Linked DNA regions of Mus musculus: regions 2 and 3 are each linked to region 1. A link is a loop called in an ENCODE intact Hi-C map of the cell type or tissue named here. Cell type or tissue: heart. All regions are shown on one strand.

Region 1 (5,000 bases):
TGAGCCACACCCTAGGTCATTGTGTCTCTCTTTCTGTATCCCAAATTGAAATGTGTTTTCTACCTAAGTTCACTCAATGAAAGAGCTCCCTCAGAGTACTTCCCCATGGAGAAGCATATTCTATTCACGTGGTCTGTGTCTTTGAGCGGCTGTGTTCGCAGACTGTCTGCTCATTAGGCTAGCAGATACATGTGTCTGTAACTCCTAACGCCTCATTCATTAATCTCGGATTCCAGCGTTCCAGGTTTAGTTTCAGTTATGTCTTAGCATGAAGGGAAAGAAGATACCAGCCACCAGTGTCTGTAAATGCAATGGGACAAGGAGCTTCAGCAACCAGGAAGGAGAGCAAGGCATTATCACTCCCAATGAAAGAAGAGGACCCCCAGCTGAACCTCACAGATTGTGACAATCACGGAGTCCTCAGTCCTTCCAACGTCCTGATGTCTTCACGGAGCCGTGAGTGAGTGAGTATCCAGGCCAAGTGACAGAGGGAAGCACACAGAAGTAAGGAAGATGTCACAGTTGTAGCAAGCCAAGCTTACCCTCGGAAGAAGCCAGAATTCAGGGTGCAGGTGTGTGTTTTTCACATAGGATATTAAAAAAAAAATCAAAGTCACACAGAATACTTTGCAACACAGTTTTCTACCTCATTTTCTCTGTGGAACCAGCAGATGTTACAGTGCTGGCCCCAGGCTGTGGGACCTTCCCTCGGGGCTCTCTTTGCTCTGTGCTCCTTCCCTTCTGAGGATTTCTCACATCATTGGGTGTGGATGTGGACTAGCTGGTACTGTGCAAGCTTTGCTTTGCTTTGAAACTATCATAACTTCCTTCTTTCCTCCTTCCTTCCTTCTCCCTTCCTTCCTTGCTTCCTTCCATCTCCCTTTCTTTCTTTCTTTCTTTCTTTCTCTCTCTCTCTTTCTTTCTTCCTTTCTTTCTACTCACATAGTACACAGCACAGCAGGATTGACATCAGTCCTTCATGCATCTTTGGCTACAGTGCCTCACAACACAAGGACAAATACAATGGGGGAGGGGGGAACTATCACCCTGACGCCAAGTGAAGTTTCTTCCCTGACAGCTTAAGCTAAGACACCATCACCCATTCATCTGCAGCAGGAGAGCTTAACTTCCCTTTGAAGGATGGAACAAAGCCCAGTGCCTTCCTCTTGTATGCGTCTAGCTACTGTGCCCACCCCACAAGTCTACGACAAGGACCAGTGGTCTGAAGTGTTTGAAAGTGAAATGTCCCCATGTGTTTGAACATTTGGTCTTCACCTGGCGGTGCTGTTTGAGGAACACTGTGGAACCTTCTAGACTTAAAGACTAGCTGGTAGGTATAAGAGCATGGGCATTTGGCTTCTGAGCAATAGCCTGCTCCCACTTCCTGCCTGAGTGCTCCCACTTCCTGCCTGATTAGCTCTTTGCTGCATCCTGACTGCCAGCTGCTCCTTGCTGAATTCTGTTGGATGTTTGGCCACAACCACAAGAAAGCAATGCATGTCAGGCCTACCAGGGAAGCAGAACTTCATACCTAACGGTCCAGGCCTCCTGGGATGCAGGTCTCAGGAGGACGGCTCATACCTCACCCCTTGGCCCTGGCCCAGAGATGGTAGCCCCATCGTGGGCACCACTATGTCACTGCAGGTGCCATTCCCTTTGACAGGCAAGCCTTTCTCGGATGCCCTGGCCCTGTGCCCAGGAGATAAAGATGCAAGCAGGACAGATTCAAGCCACCCTTTCTTCTTAAAATAAGCCATTCATTTTTCAGGGAGTGAGAGCTATTTTTGACTGCATTTGCTCCTTGGCAGCTGTTTCCAAAATGGCTTCGCTGGTCTAAGAATCCATGATTCATCCCTGGGCTGGGCGAGGGCTGGGGACATGGAAATTCCAGAGGGAGTTATAAATGTCACAGCACATGCTGGAGGCTCCCCAGCCCCTCTGGGAAGCCAGAAAAGAGTGTCTGCAAATTCCACAGCCGGTGGGAAACAAGAGCCAGCATTCAGCTGGCGTGGGTCAAGTGCTCTTGCCCTGTCCAGTGTGGGAATCAGACAGCAGCAACCAAAACCCCAGGGTCTTGGGATTGTCCCCAGTCTGCGGGCCACCAGGTCCCTGCAGTTGGTTTCTATCGTGTCCTTGTTTCCACATCTGATTTATTGCTTTCTTTTCTTTTTCTGAGGGAAATATTCTAGAAAACAGTAAAGTCATATTTGATATAAAATATTTCAGTCAGACTATAGAAGAGGAGAATGCAGGCCAGCTGTGTGGTCTTCATGCTCTGAGTCCACCATCAATATAATTTCCCTGACTCTTAGAGAGTCCTCCAGCCTTGGGCACGCTAGGTAATCGCTCCACCACCAACCGACATTCTGCCTCTACCTTCATCACTTTTATCTTTAATTCTGTTCACATGTGTGTGCACATGAGTGTAGTTGCCTATGGAGACCAGAAGAGGGTGTTGGGTTCCCTGGAGCTAGAACTACCGGTTACTGTCTGACCTTCAACACAATTTTCCAGATCCGGCTGTCTGATTCCCACGCTGGGCAAGGCCAGAGAACTTGATCCCTAACCAAAGTCAAGTCTCCTCCGCTATGAAGCTTTCAGACACTCACTTGGGACTTCTCAGAGCGCTTAGCGAGCCCCAAACACAAACTGTGTCCCTGGCAAGAGCCAGATACATGCGTTCTGGAAACGAGAATGAAATTCATAATAAGTCAGGCTCAACAACGAACTCCCTTCATCCTGCCTCTGTTTAGAAGATTTTTTCTCTGTGTGTGTTTTACACAAGCAGCCCCTGCAGGAGTCCGAGATTCCATTAAAGCCAGCGTGTAAAGACTGCTTCTAGGACAGCCTTCCCAGCGCCAGACACTGCGTACTGCGGGTTCCAGATGCTGGTCCCTTCTTAGAAAAGCCTCGTGTCAGAACCCTCAGGAGTGCGGAATTCCCAGCGGAGGAATTCCTGGCTTGTTTTGCTTTGTTTTCTAGTTACTGTTTTAATCCTTTATTATAAAGTTTCTTAGAAAGCGCCAGGGCCTTCCTTTCAGGGAAATGGACGGAGTATAATATCTTTTTAAGGGGAAATTAAGAACTTCCCGTCTAAAATTAGAAGTATTTATCTAGGCCCATGGGTGGGAAATAAATCAAGAAATTGTGAATCTGGTTTGAGGCCCACAGGGCTCTTGAGACATCAACTTGAGACTGGAAGAAAAGAGAGCTCCGGGAAATGAGGCTGTCAGATGCCAGGGATGAAGGGTCAGGTGATAATATAATGAACTCGCACACTGGTCACGAGCCTTCCAAATGAACAGAGCCCGGTGGAAAGTGGGCGGGGTACTGGAGCAGGGCGGGCGCAGGGAGGGACTTGGAGGCTTCAGTTATCCTGAGCAGAAAACAGATTGCTTAGGGGAAAAGAGTGGAGTAGCCTGTTCCCTTGGGTCATTCTGTGGCAATTTAGAGACGACCCCTCCTGCCTCTGTCTCCGGAGCAACTCCCAGTGTCCTGGGAAGTTAAACAGTTAAAAACAGTTATGCTGAGTGATTCACCAGCATGCAGATATGTGTACACGTGTGTACCTATACATCTCTATGCATACACCACAGACGGGGACACTGTGGAAAGTGACTAGAGAGATGATGTGACATGCCACATGCACAGGCTCCTTTATCTCACAGGGACAATCTCCAACTACTAGTGACAGTCTGCAAAGGAAATGGGTTCCAGGCCACAGCTAACGCTAACCTAGCGGGCCCGGAGATCTGAGGTCTGCAGAGGGCAGACTGTGCATGGAAAAGCATTCGTCCTAAATCTGATGCTTTACAATTGCTGTTTAAACTTTTAACAAGGAAGAGACTTACGTTGCATCCAGAGAGGAGAGCCCAGGGACCCTTCCCACCTCCACAGAGTTTGTACATGCTCCTGTGGAGGCTAGGCTGTGCTTTCTTTCCTGGCCTTGGCTCAGGATGCTGAGGAGGACAGAACCAGACAACAGGCCCCTTGTTCTAGGCTGGAGTGGGGAGCAGAAGTGTGGTGGTGTAGGGAGGAATGACCACATCCTAGTGGCCAAAGCAGGGACTGCCATCCCAGGCGAGGGCTAAAAACACTCCAGTGCAGCCATTAGAAGTACAGGCTCCTGAGAATTAGACTTATCACAATAAGAACTCAGTGCACAGGCAAAAATAAGCACAGCCTGTCAGGGCCCTAGCATTTATAGACCCTCGGAAAAGTTCCCAGAATTCCAAACACCACACAATGACAGAAACTATCTGCAGCTGGCAAAACCACAGCTCTGCTAGAGCATGAGGCAAATCATAGTCAGCTGCTGTGGACAGTCCAAAGCAGCCCCACATCCCACACCTGGGATTAAAATGAAAACGCATCCTTACAATATTTGCAATATTTCTGTGTTTTGAAAGAAACCAAAATTCCAGAGTTCTCACTACACTTTGAATGAGTTCTGTGGTCAGATGGCAACCCTATGTTTAGTTCTGTTGGGGAGGAGGTATGTAAGTGTACTGTATGTGCATGTGTGTGGGTGTGAGTGTGTATGTGGGAAGTGCATGTGTGGTACGTGTGTGTGTGGAAAGTGTGTTTGTGGTATATATGTGAGTGTGTATGTGGGAAGTGTATGTGTGGTGTGTGTGTGTGTGGTATATATGTGTGTATGTGTATGTGGGAAGTGTATGTGTGTGTGGCATGTGTGTGTGGTGTAGGTGTGAGTGTGTGAGGTATATGTGTGTGAGTGTGTATGTGAGAAGTGTGTGTATGTGGTATATGTGCATGTGTGTGGTATATGTGTATGTAGCATGTGTGTGTGTGGTATATGTGGTATATGTGATTTATTTTATATGGATTCTATCTTAAAAGATAATCTTCTGAAACAAAAATATAATTCTCAACAGCCCATTTTAAAATTAACCATACATTTGTGTATATACAACCAATAAGAAGAAATCAGCACTGTCACAGTTAGCTAGTGAATGTCAACGTTGTCTACCTAGTGAATG
Region 2 (5,000 bases), 94 kb before region 1:
GTAACCTCCAGCACCTCCCAAGACCTCGGGCAGCCAGGCTGGAATGACACACAGCTAGGAAAGAACACAGGAGGGACTGGATGAAATCTCAACTAAGGGTTTAATAACCCTCCCCGGCCCCTCCTTCAATGAGAAAAAGGTCAGCAGGTCAAATCTTGAGGGTCTCTTGAGAGTAGTCACAGCTGCCCTGATGAAGGTGGTAATGGCTGCCACAATAGGGAGACAACATTCCACAGCCTGTCTTCAAACATCCTTAGAAAAATGGTGGCACGTGCCTGTTGCACGTGCCTGTCCTCTCGGTAGCTCATGTGATCATCATTCAAATCATAGATGCACTCAGCTGTGACACAGGAGACAAGAGTGGAAGGCAGCCAGGAGGCTAGAGGAGAAACGGTAGCAGAGAGGCAGGTTGGGCTCTGGCTCTACGGTGCCATGTGTTTCACATGTACATAAACCAGACTCTGCTAGTATATTCCATGGGTTTTCCTGAGGCTGGGCTTCAATGGTGCACTGGCTGGTTTTGTGTGTCAACTTGACACAAGCTGGAGTTATCGAAGAGAAAGGAGCCTCCCTTGAGGAAATGCCTCCATGAGATCCAGCTGTAAGGCATTTTCTCAGTGATCAAGGGTGGGAGAGCCCAGCCCATTGTGGGTGGTGCTATCCCTGGGCTGGTAGTCCTGGGTTCTATAAGAAAGCAAGCTGAGCAAGTCAGGGGAAGCAAGCCAGTTAAGTAAAATCCCTCCATGGCCTCTGCATCAGCTCTTGTTTTCTGACTTGCTTGAGTTCCAGTCCTGACTTCCTTTAGTGATGAACAGCAATGTGAAATTGTAAGCTGAATAAACCCTTTCCTCCCCAACTTGCTTCTTGGTCATGATAGAAACCCTGACTAAGACAAATGGGCAAAGCAAACTAGAGCATGCAGATGGTGTAGAGGAAGACCTGTGTAAATATGGCTGTAGTCTTCAAGACTATACCTGGAGCTGGGACATGGCTTAAGATGCAAAGCGCTTGCCACGCAAACATGAGGGTCCAAATTCACACAAACAGCCAGGCACTGTAACACTGCAGAGTGTTACTGGAGACAGGAGCAAGGTTCATGATCAGTGAGAAACTCTGCCTCAAGGAAATAAGGTGACGAGTGATTGAGGAAGACATGGATTGTCAACCCCTGGCCTCCATATGCATACACACACCCACATTCTCTCATATACACACTTACACACACAGACACTCACACGTGCACACACTAACACACATACAAATTCTCAAGCACTCACATACAGGCACATATTACACACATACATGCACACGCATATACATTCTCACACACACACATACATACACATTCACACACATACACATTATCACACAAAGACACGCACACACATAATCACACACACTCGGACACATACACTCACACTCATACACACTCACACACATACACATGTGTCCAAGGACAACTTTCACAAAATCGAATCCTATTCTCAACCATCTACACTTATCTGCTTCCAGATTCTATTTTTGAAGTGTGCACAGCATTACCCCCGAAGTACCAATAGGTTAAGCTCTCGTCTCCTGAGTGTGGGAGAAAGTACAGGGGAGAATGTTTCAGGCACACCCCAATGAACAACCCATGCTCCCACCAGTGCCCACTGGCTTCTCATTTCTCTCTCCCCAGGCACCTGGCTGGGAGGGAGGAGCAAACTGGAGCCAAGAAGGCAAAAGCACAACAGAACCCCTTCCAGGGGACGGGGTGGGGGGATGGGGGGTGGGGGTGGAGGCAGACACATCCTCAGGGGCAGACAGGACCTCTGCTGAACTTCTGCTAACTGGTTGCAGAGTTTGATCTGTGGGATTTGTTTTGCCCATTTCTCTTGCCCTGCCCCACCCCACCCTACCCCACCCCTACCAAAAAACAGACAGGGCACAGGTACCTCGGGACTGAGAGTATAAGCTGAGTGTTCTCTACACTTGACAGGGGCACCACCACTCCTCATCTGTGTCCTTCCAGCCTAACTCAAGGACAATGTTACACAGGAGCTACTGCTAACCGGGGCTTCCCGTGGGGTTAGTCGCCACTTCCCATTCCCAGTTCACAACACAGACAGTCATCACAGGCTGTGACATGCCATAGTCATGTGCTAACCTTAATCTTAAGTGTCAACTTAATTGGATTTGGAATCTCCATGGAAGCATGGTGTGTCTGTGAAGTTTTCAGTGAGGTTAAACGGAGGAGGAAAGACCCACCCTGAATGTGGGAAGCACTGTCCCACAAGCTGGGGTCCTAGACTAAATAAAAAAGAGAAAGCAAGTTGAGTACCAACATATTCTCTCTCATTCATCCCCTCTCTCCTTCTCTTCTCCCCACTCCGCTCTTCCCCCCTCCCTCTCTCCACCCCACCTCTGCTCCTCACCCCAGCTCCAGATTACTGTACCATAGTTTTTTTTTCTTTTTCTTGCAAGATTGTGCCTCTTCTGGCTACACTAGAAGCCCCTCCTAGACACAGGGGTGTTTCAGTATAGAGGGGGAAAGAGGGGAGAGGGAGGGAGGGAGAGGGGGAGAGAGAGAGAGAGAGAGAGAGAGAGAGAGAGCAAGCAGCCTTTGCAGAGAAGAGATATTTATAACCCAAGAACTCCCTTTTGGGGACCCCTATGCCCCCAAAAGAACTCCAGGCAGCAGGCTCATCTGTTCAGGCGTTTATAATAGAATGTAGCGCTTTGATTAGTTCTAGAATGGTCTGATTGTTCCCAGCGACACGAACATCTTGGTAAATATCATAGCCGATGTAGAAAGCACAAACGCCACAGTGTGTGTACCCAGGGACTTTGTGAGGTCAGCATAGGTCCCTGCCAATTCAGAGGACCAGGACAAGCCATGTGTTCTGATAAAGCACGAGAGCCATGTCAGTGGGACTGGGCCTTCTTCCTCTGGCCTTCCTTCTCTGGAGCAGGCACCTCCCTTGTATGGAGTCTGTTCAGTCCCTTGCCTGTGGGTGGAGGTGCCAATCATGCTCCTCCCACCCCTGCCTGCTGGGGAGCAGGGACCTCCCACAGCATCTGCTAAACAGTTGGCCAAATCTCTCAGCCCCTCCTTCTGCCACGGGCTGGCTGGGCCAGGGCTTTGCCCCAACTGAGCGCCTGTAATGTGTGTGCTGACTTGCAGAGGCAAGCTCTAGGAGACCAATGGGAAATAGCCAGAAAGGAAAGGGGGTAAAAGAGGACTGTCTGTCATGGTGCAGAAACTGGGAGTTGTGAAATACAAAGGGGACAGGAGGGCTGGGAGAAGCATGTGCCAAGGATCTTTGGTCATAACTGTGCCAACTGTGTGGGAGCAGAGAGAGCAGGCAGGAGTTGGGGGAGGAGCTGCCCATAGAGAGACCGTGTTAGTAATGATAGGAGGGCATACACACAAAGTGCTATTAGAGAGTCTGCACCCGACCATGGCAAACAGACCCCTCATGAGCTTCCTTATAGAGAGCAACAGAAAGGAAAGTGGAAGTCCAAACCATGTCCCCCAATGGGCACCGAGGATGCCAAGGAAGCCATGGTGGGTTTCAGGGACTGGCAGGAAACTAGGGCACCCAGCACAGACATGGAGAAGGAAGGCCAAGGAAGGGGCAGGTGTCCTGCTAGCCTACAAGTTCCTTAGAGCCAACTCCTAAGTCCTAGGCAAACTGAAAGCCGTGTCTGAGAAGAACTTGAAGGCAAGACGTAGTACTCAGAAGGCTTCTCAACTCTGAGGATAGAGCTGTACCCACTCAGCATGCATGAAGGTGTGGGCCAAGAAGACATGTGTTCTCCATGCCCATGGCCATAGTGGTGACCCTGGAGCCCAGAGCCTAGTGTTGGCTCATTAGACCACACAGAGCCAGTTAAATCAAACCAATGGACCTCCATCCAGGGCCCTGACATTCATGACACGCCCAAGATTAGGTCTAGGAGCTATGCAGGTTCATAAGGCTACCGGGCATGTCATCTGCCACCAGCTGCCAGACAGGAGCAGGCCTGCTGTCCTTTTCTAACAAGAACAGCCTGACTTATCTTGCATAAGGCCTGATTGGGCAGAGGGCAGGGTTTTAATGCCCTTCTGTGGGCACGGCAAGCACATTGGAAGCAAAGCCCTTCTCTGGTTCATCTTGGCTCAAGATCAAAGTGAAACATCAATCTTTCTACCTCACCCTCCAAGGCCTGAGGTCCAAGGCTGTTGCTCATCCTCTCTTCGGTAGTTGGAGTCCTGAGTCCTAACAACAAGCCCTGGTGGACAAACATGTCTGTGGCATCAAGCAAAGAGTGAGTAGCAGGGGGGAGGGCTGACATCAAAGGTCCTCCCCAGAACTTTGCAAGGCAAAGAGGAAAGAAGATGGATCCATCAGACCTCAGGCAGATGTCAGGAACATGAGAGATCTGCCTGGTCTCCATGCCAGGTCTCTATGCCTGATATCCATGTTAGGTCTGCATGTCAGGTCTGCATGTCAGGTCTCCATGCCTGGTCTGCATGTATGGTCTCCATGTCATGTTTGCATGTCAGGTCTGCATGTCTGGCCTGCATGTCCGGACTCCATGCCAGGTCTGCATGCCTGGTCTCCATGTCTTGTCTCCATGCCAGGTCTGCATGTCAGGTCTCCATGCCTGGTCTCCATGTCTTGTCTCCATGCCAGGTCTGCATGTCAGGTCTCCATGCCTGGTCTCCATGACAGGGTTGTATGCACGGTCTGGATGCCAGGTCTCCATGTCTGGTCTCCATGCCTGATCTGCATGCCAGTTCTCCATGCCAGGTCTGCATGTCAGGTCTCCATGTCTGGTCTCCATGCCTGATCTGCATGCCTGGTCTCCATGTCAGGTCTCCATGTCTGGTCTCTATGTCTGGTCTCCATGTCTGGTCTCCATGCCAGGCCTCCATGACTGGTTTGCATACCTGGCCTCCATGCCTGGTCTCCATGTCAGGTCTCCATGTCTGGTCTCTATGTCTGGTCTCCATGTCAGGTCTCCATGTCTGGTCT
Region 3 (5,000 bases), 55 kb after region 1:
AGGCTGGCAGCAGGCAGGGACATTAATTAACAGAAAAGGACCAGCAGGAAGGAGCCTCTCACTGGCTACAGAGGAAAGCCCTCCCTTACCCACCTGCTCCTTCCATTACACTCAGGGTCCAAGGCCAGGCTAGAGGGCAGAGAGCTCGAATTCTGGTTGGTTGAATGGTTTCTAAACCTATTTATGCCAATTGTACTTAAAATCCTAATTATATCATTTAGATATGTACCATACAAACCAGTGCAATGTTACTGTAAAAAGAAAAGTTCATATGCACATTTCTTTTAACGGAAAGCCTTGGAAAGATACAACAATATCGGAGAGAGGCAGAGAGGAGCTGGACCCTGGAGGCTGCTTTGCAAGTGTCTCTTAAGCGTTCTGTCCACTTTAAAGAGGCCACAACTGGAAACTGGATGGTAGCTTGTAGGTAAGGCATGTGCAAGAAGGGGCCCTCAAAAGCCACCCGGCAGACCCCTCGGAAGACTTTGATCCACTTGCTACACTGAATGATTAACAAGTGGATGTCTGTGTTTGCATAGTCTGAAAAAGAAGACTGGAGGGGCTTGTCGCGGGTGGACGGAGTCCCACACAGGGGAAGGGATGCAACAGAGATGGCTCAAGAGGACTCTGAGCAGATGGTAGTGATACATTCCTGCTCGCTGCTACCCTTAGGTCCTCCCTGGGGTCCAAGCATAGTCCGCTGCACCTGCCTGCACCAGAAGCTCTCGCTGCTGTGGCCAAAATCCTTGTTATAATTAACAGGAGAGAGAAAGGGTTCAGTTTAGCTGTTGGGCTCGGACAAACAGTTTCCCAGAAAGTAAGAGGAATGTAGACTTCCTAACACAGACATTGTTCCCATCTGAGATTCAGCAATGTGGCCCAGCATCAGCCTTTTCTCTCAGCTTTTGGTTTCCCTAACCTACACTTCCAAACTCTTCCACATCCATCCAGCAAACTAGTTCCAGGGTTTTAAGAGCCACGGAACCAAGGTCATTCACCAATGAACTGCTTGCTCACTCTCCACGTAGATTTTCTGTATTGTGACTTTTCAGTGCTCTGACCAGTGGGGGCGGGGGGGGGGGGTTGGGGTGGAGATGAACCTGGTAGAGGAAGAAATGGGGAGGAGATGGGGGTGCCACAAATCCCTGTGACTCCTTGAAGAGTACTGATCCACTGTACACAGTGTATGATCTGATGTGGCTCCCAGCATACCAGCGAGACAATACAAAGGACCAGAGGCCAGGGCTGTGGCTGCTTCCCTGCCTTCACAGACATCTATCTCCACAGGGGATTAGACCCTCCCCTACAGGCTCCCGGACAGGCAAGTCAAATTTGGCTAAACAACACAGGTTGCACCCTGATTTGCCCTTGAATACATAAACGTACCCTAATTGGCTAAAAGGCTACATATAAGTTCATGTAATAAATGATAAAGTTAGACCTGCACTCTGATGCTGGTCTACAGAGTCTGAATTCTGGGCAACTTTGTGGGCTCCGTCTCTACTTTCCCCCACTTTCTGGTCCCTGTTCTCACAGTGACCAAAGCATGCAGCATCCATCCTACGCAGTGTAAAGAGATGAAGGGTTTGTCTGGGCTCATTGATAAGAGGACTCAACACAGGGATGCTTGGCTTGATGGCCGTGGAATTTGCAGGAACAGATGACCATTCATCTTCTTACCTTGTGTTTTCGTTTCTAGTGTGTTGTTGTGGTAAAAATAGATTAGGAGAAGCAACTAAAGGGAGAAAGAGTCCATTCTACGCCACAAGTCAAGGCTATAGTCTTTCCCGATGAGGTGGTCACAGAGGCCAGGGGCTTGTGTTCGGTGGTCACGTTGTAACCACAGTCAACAAGCAAAGAAGGACGACTGCATGGTACCTACATCTCAGCTCCCTTTCTCTGCTGGTACAGGGGCGTAACTGGTGGTTGGCACCTCTCGCTCCCATAGGCCAGGAGGACATGGTAGAAGGAGTGGGAGGTCGGTTAGTCACACCATACCTCTAATTAGGGAGCAGAGAATGAACAAGGAGTAAGATCTAGATACAACACTCAGAAAGTTTGTCCTCGGTGACCCTACTTCCTCAAGGAGGCTCTGCCAGCTAAAGGTTCCAGCCTTCCCAAACTGTGCCACTCACCGGGGACCAAATGTTCAAATTAGAGAGCCTTTAGGGAACATGTCACATGCAAAGTACAATGGTCAGGAAGTAGAAAGCAAGACAAGGAGGGGTGAGAGACAATGTGTCCCCAAAGGCCACCCTCACCCCCTCCCACTATCTCCCCAGATTCTCAAAATATTGCCACCGGCTAAGGTCCAAGCCCTAACACATGAACTTTCAGAGGGATGTTTGTTGTCTAAACCATAACACTGCCCATTCTCCCTCAAACCAGGACATCCTAAACAAACAAACACAAAGAAAAGACAAAAACAACAACAACAACAAAACAAAAACAAAAACAAAAACAAAAACAAAAAAAAAACAGAGTTTCCCCTGAGCTATTTCTAAAGGCTCCCATGTCTCATAAAACTTTGATTAAATAAATTTGTCACACTTTCCCCCTTTGTCAGCCTGTCTTCTGTGAGCTATGATTCTGAGGTGACTGGGGAAGGGTGGCCCTGGCATTCTGGATGCCAGCCTCAGAAGAGACAAGGCTAAGGTGTCTGCTGTCTTTGCTGCAGGATTCTTTGCTTGCAGAAAGCAGTAGCGATTTTCTGGTTGCTAAATGTGTGGTGTGGGATACCTCTGTGGTGCGCCAGCTTCTCTCTGGCTTATTTTAGCTTGCTTGGTGGCAGCCTCTGGCTTGGAAAGGACACAGCTCAGAGGGAAGTCAGAGGGAGTCATGCTGTCCAGGGAACTAGGCAGGAGGGAAACTCATTAGAACAAGAAAGCAGCTGGCGTGGGCAGGCAGGCTACAGTCGGGAAAGAAAGGATCCCAAAGGTATTGGGGTCAGAACAGCACGGGCAGTGCCCCTTCAGTTCAGGAGCCTGGAATGCTGTTCCCTGCCCCCCTACCCCCTGCCCCAGCTTCTGCCTGGCTTCCGTGCAAGGTTGGAACCATCTATAAACCAGAGCCAACAGCAGCGTGAGACTCGGCAGAGAACTCCCAGGACGCTAGAAAAGAAAGGGCTCTCACAATCTGTGCACACGCATGCCTTAGCTGGGCTGCTGACTTCCTCTGGAACAAAGCGTCATCGAGCAAAGGGTTTTGCCTTCACGGACTCGGCTGCAGAATGAAGGTAATGGCTTTTAGCCTGGCAGGGACCTTCAGCCACAGGGCTGGTGTTCACTCCCTGAACAATGTGCCTCCGAAATGCGTATCACTGTGCTGGCCAGATAAGCAAGGAGAGGCTTTGAAACCGTTTCCCCCGTGGACCTCTGTAAGAAGCCCATGATTTGTCATGGAAGATTTGGATTGAAAAGCAATTGCCTGCCCCCAGGGTGTCATGCTTCAATAACAAACCAGTGTGGGGTGGCCCCGCACAACAGAGCCCTGCAAAGCCAAACACACCTGGAGCTGCAAAGCAAAGAAACATTTTGCCTCAAGATAAACACATCATTCCCCGGACTTCAATAGCCACCCCCCAGAAGCAAGACGGGAAGGCAAAAGCGCCTTCACCAGGGGACCCCTAACCGGCACACCTCTGAGCCTCAGGGGTCTAAAGCCTTCCAGCAAACACAAGCAAGACGTCCCCTTTGGTAAACCTTTCTCTCCTCAGGCACATGTCTAGTTCACTGCTCGGTTCTCCTCCTGATAATGGGAGCAAACTGGATTAGCAAAAGCTGTTTGAGATGTGGTCTCCAGAAAGGCAGAGACACAGAGATCAGCACGAGCTAGGCTTTACCGAGTGCACAGAGTCTGCAACTAAGGTGGCACAGGCTGCTCTGCTCACACACACCTCACCGTGACCATCTGAGCCCTCTGAAATAGTGAGCCAAAGATGTCCTTTCCTCTCCTGAATCTATTGGGCATTTGGCCATAATAACAGGAAGGGTCATTAATGCAACTAAAAAGTTAGTTCTGATTGTTCTCTCTTGATTTTTTATAGCCGTTGTTATTTGTGTGTGTGTGTGTGTGTGTGTGTGTGTGTGTGTGTGTGTATGTGAGTGTGTATGTATAGGTATATGTGTATGAGCTTGCATGCATGTTCATGTGTGTAAGAAAAGTGTGCACAGGGAGACCATTTGTGTGTGTATACATATTGAGGACAGAGTCAGTTGTTGTTTCTTTGTGAAACAGGGTCTCTCACTGCCCCGAAGCTCACCAGTTAGGCAAGTAGAGCAAATCCCAGGGACCCTTCTGTCTCCACCTCCCCGGTGCTGGGATTACAAACCTGCATGCCTATCATGCCCAGCCTATTATGTGGGTGCTGGGAATTTAACTCAGGGCCCCACACTTGGACAGCAAGCACTTTACCCAGTGAGCCATCCTCAGCCCATGTTGTTACTGGTATTGTTTCAGTGAATAAGAAAATATGGCCTACCAGCAGCAGAGACAGAGCCCAAGCAGAGAGACTCCAGGCTCAGACCTCCACGCTCTGCCTCTCTCACTCTGAGCACTCGAGTCCTGAGCCAAGTCCACTGCTTCATGTACAGACCTGATTTTAGGCAGGCAGACATTGCTTTAAACTCTTAGTCACTTCTGGAAAGTTATGTGCAATAATATCCATTCTTTTCTTTGCTGGAAAGCCATGATTCAGACATACACACCATCAGGTGACTACACCAGAAGACAGAACTCATCTCTCACCCCTCCCAGATTCTTCTTCCCAGCTACCAGGCAATGAGACTGGTCTCTGGTCCTATCATTTTGCCCCCCCCCCCCAAATCTATCATCTTAAGATTCAAGACACTCATGACCCCCAACAGATGCTGGTCTCACTAAACGCTAAGTGCTCACAACAGCTTCTCCATGGGGACAATGTTCCAGGACACTTCAGTGCACACCTGAGACCACAGAGAGCATCAAACCCAAGGAGAATAATTTTTCTTATGTATTTTCTT

What was found. Hi-C counts contacts between places; a loop is a spot of excess contacts. Peaks named below come from ENCODE experiments on the same cell type or tissue, not always from the same donor. Only the 100,000 strongest peaks of a DNase experiment are listed, where the experiment ranks them.
Region 2: a loop joins it to region 1, with 1.9 times the contacts of the local background. A loop is called at or near these places in 4 of 42 quality-filtered maps.
Region 3: a loop joins it to region 1, with 1.9 times the contacts of the local background. A loop is called at or near these places in 2 of 42 quality-filtered maps.

What each region holds. Positions count from the first base shown.
Region 1 is chr8:125,289,994-125,294,993 of GRCm38, reverse strand. No RefSeq gene overlaps it. Among named protein-coding and RNA genes, the nearest start is that of Gm30713, 93 kb to the left of the region's middle. In heart, CTCF peaks have their summits at 2,442 (motif pointing right) and 4,052; DNase peaks (open chromatin) are centred at 1,863, 2,873 and 3,293; H3K27ac peaks cover 3,586 bases.
Region 2 is chr8:125,383,924-125,388,923 of GRCm38, reverse strand. Gm30713 (a long non-coding RNA gene) reads right to left here and starts at 3,040. Exons shown (of 5, transcript XR_879356.2): 1 at 2,436-3,040; 2 at 2,147-2,289; 3 at 1,554-1,575; 4 at 975-1,113; 5 at 82-379. In heart, no CTCF peak of the experiment used is centred here; DNase peaks (open chromatin) are centred at 253, 3,003 and 3,913; H3K27ac peaks cover 3,129 bases.
Region 3 is chr8:125,234,555-125,239,554 of GRCm38, reverse strand. All of the region lies in intron 11 of Disc1 (disrupted in schizophrenia 1), which reads right to left. Among named protein-coding and RNA genes, the nearest start is that of Gm30713, 150 kb to the left of the region's middle. In heart, no CTCF peak of the experiment used is centred here; a DNase peak (open chromatin) is centred at 2,954; H3K4me3 peaks cover 1,031 bases; H3K27ac peaks cover 2,193 bases.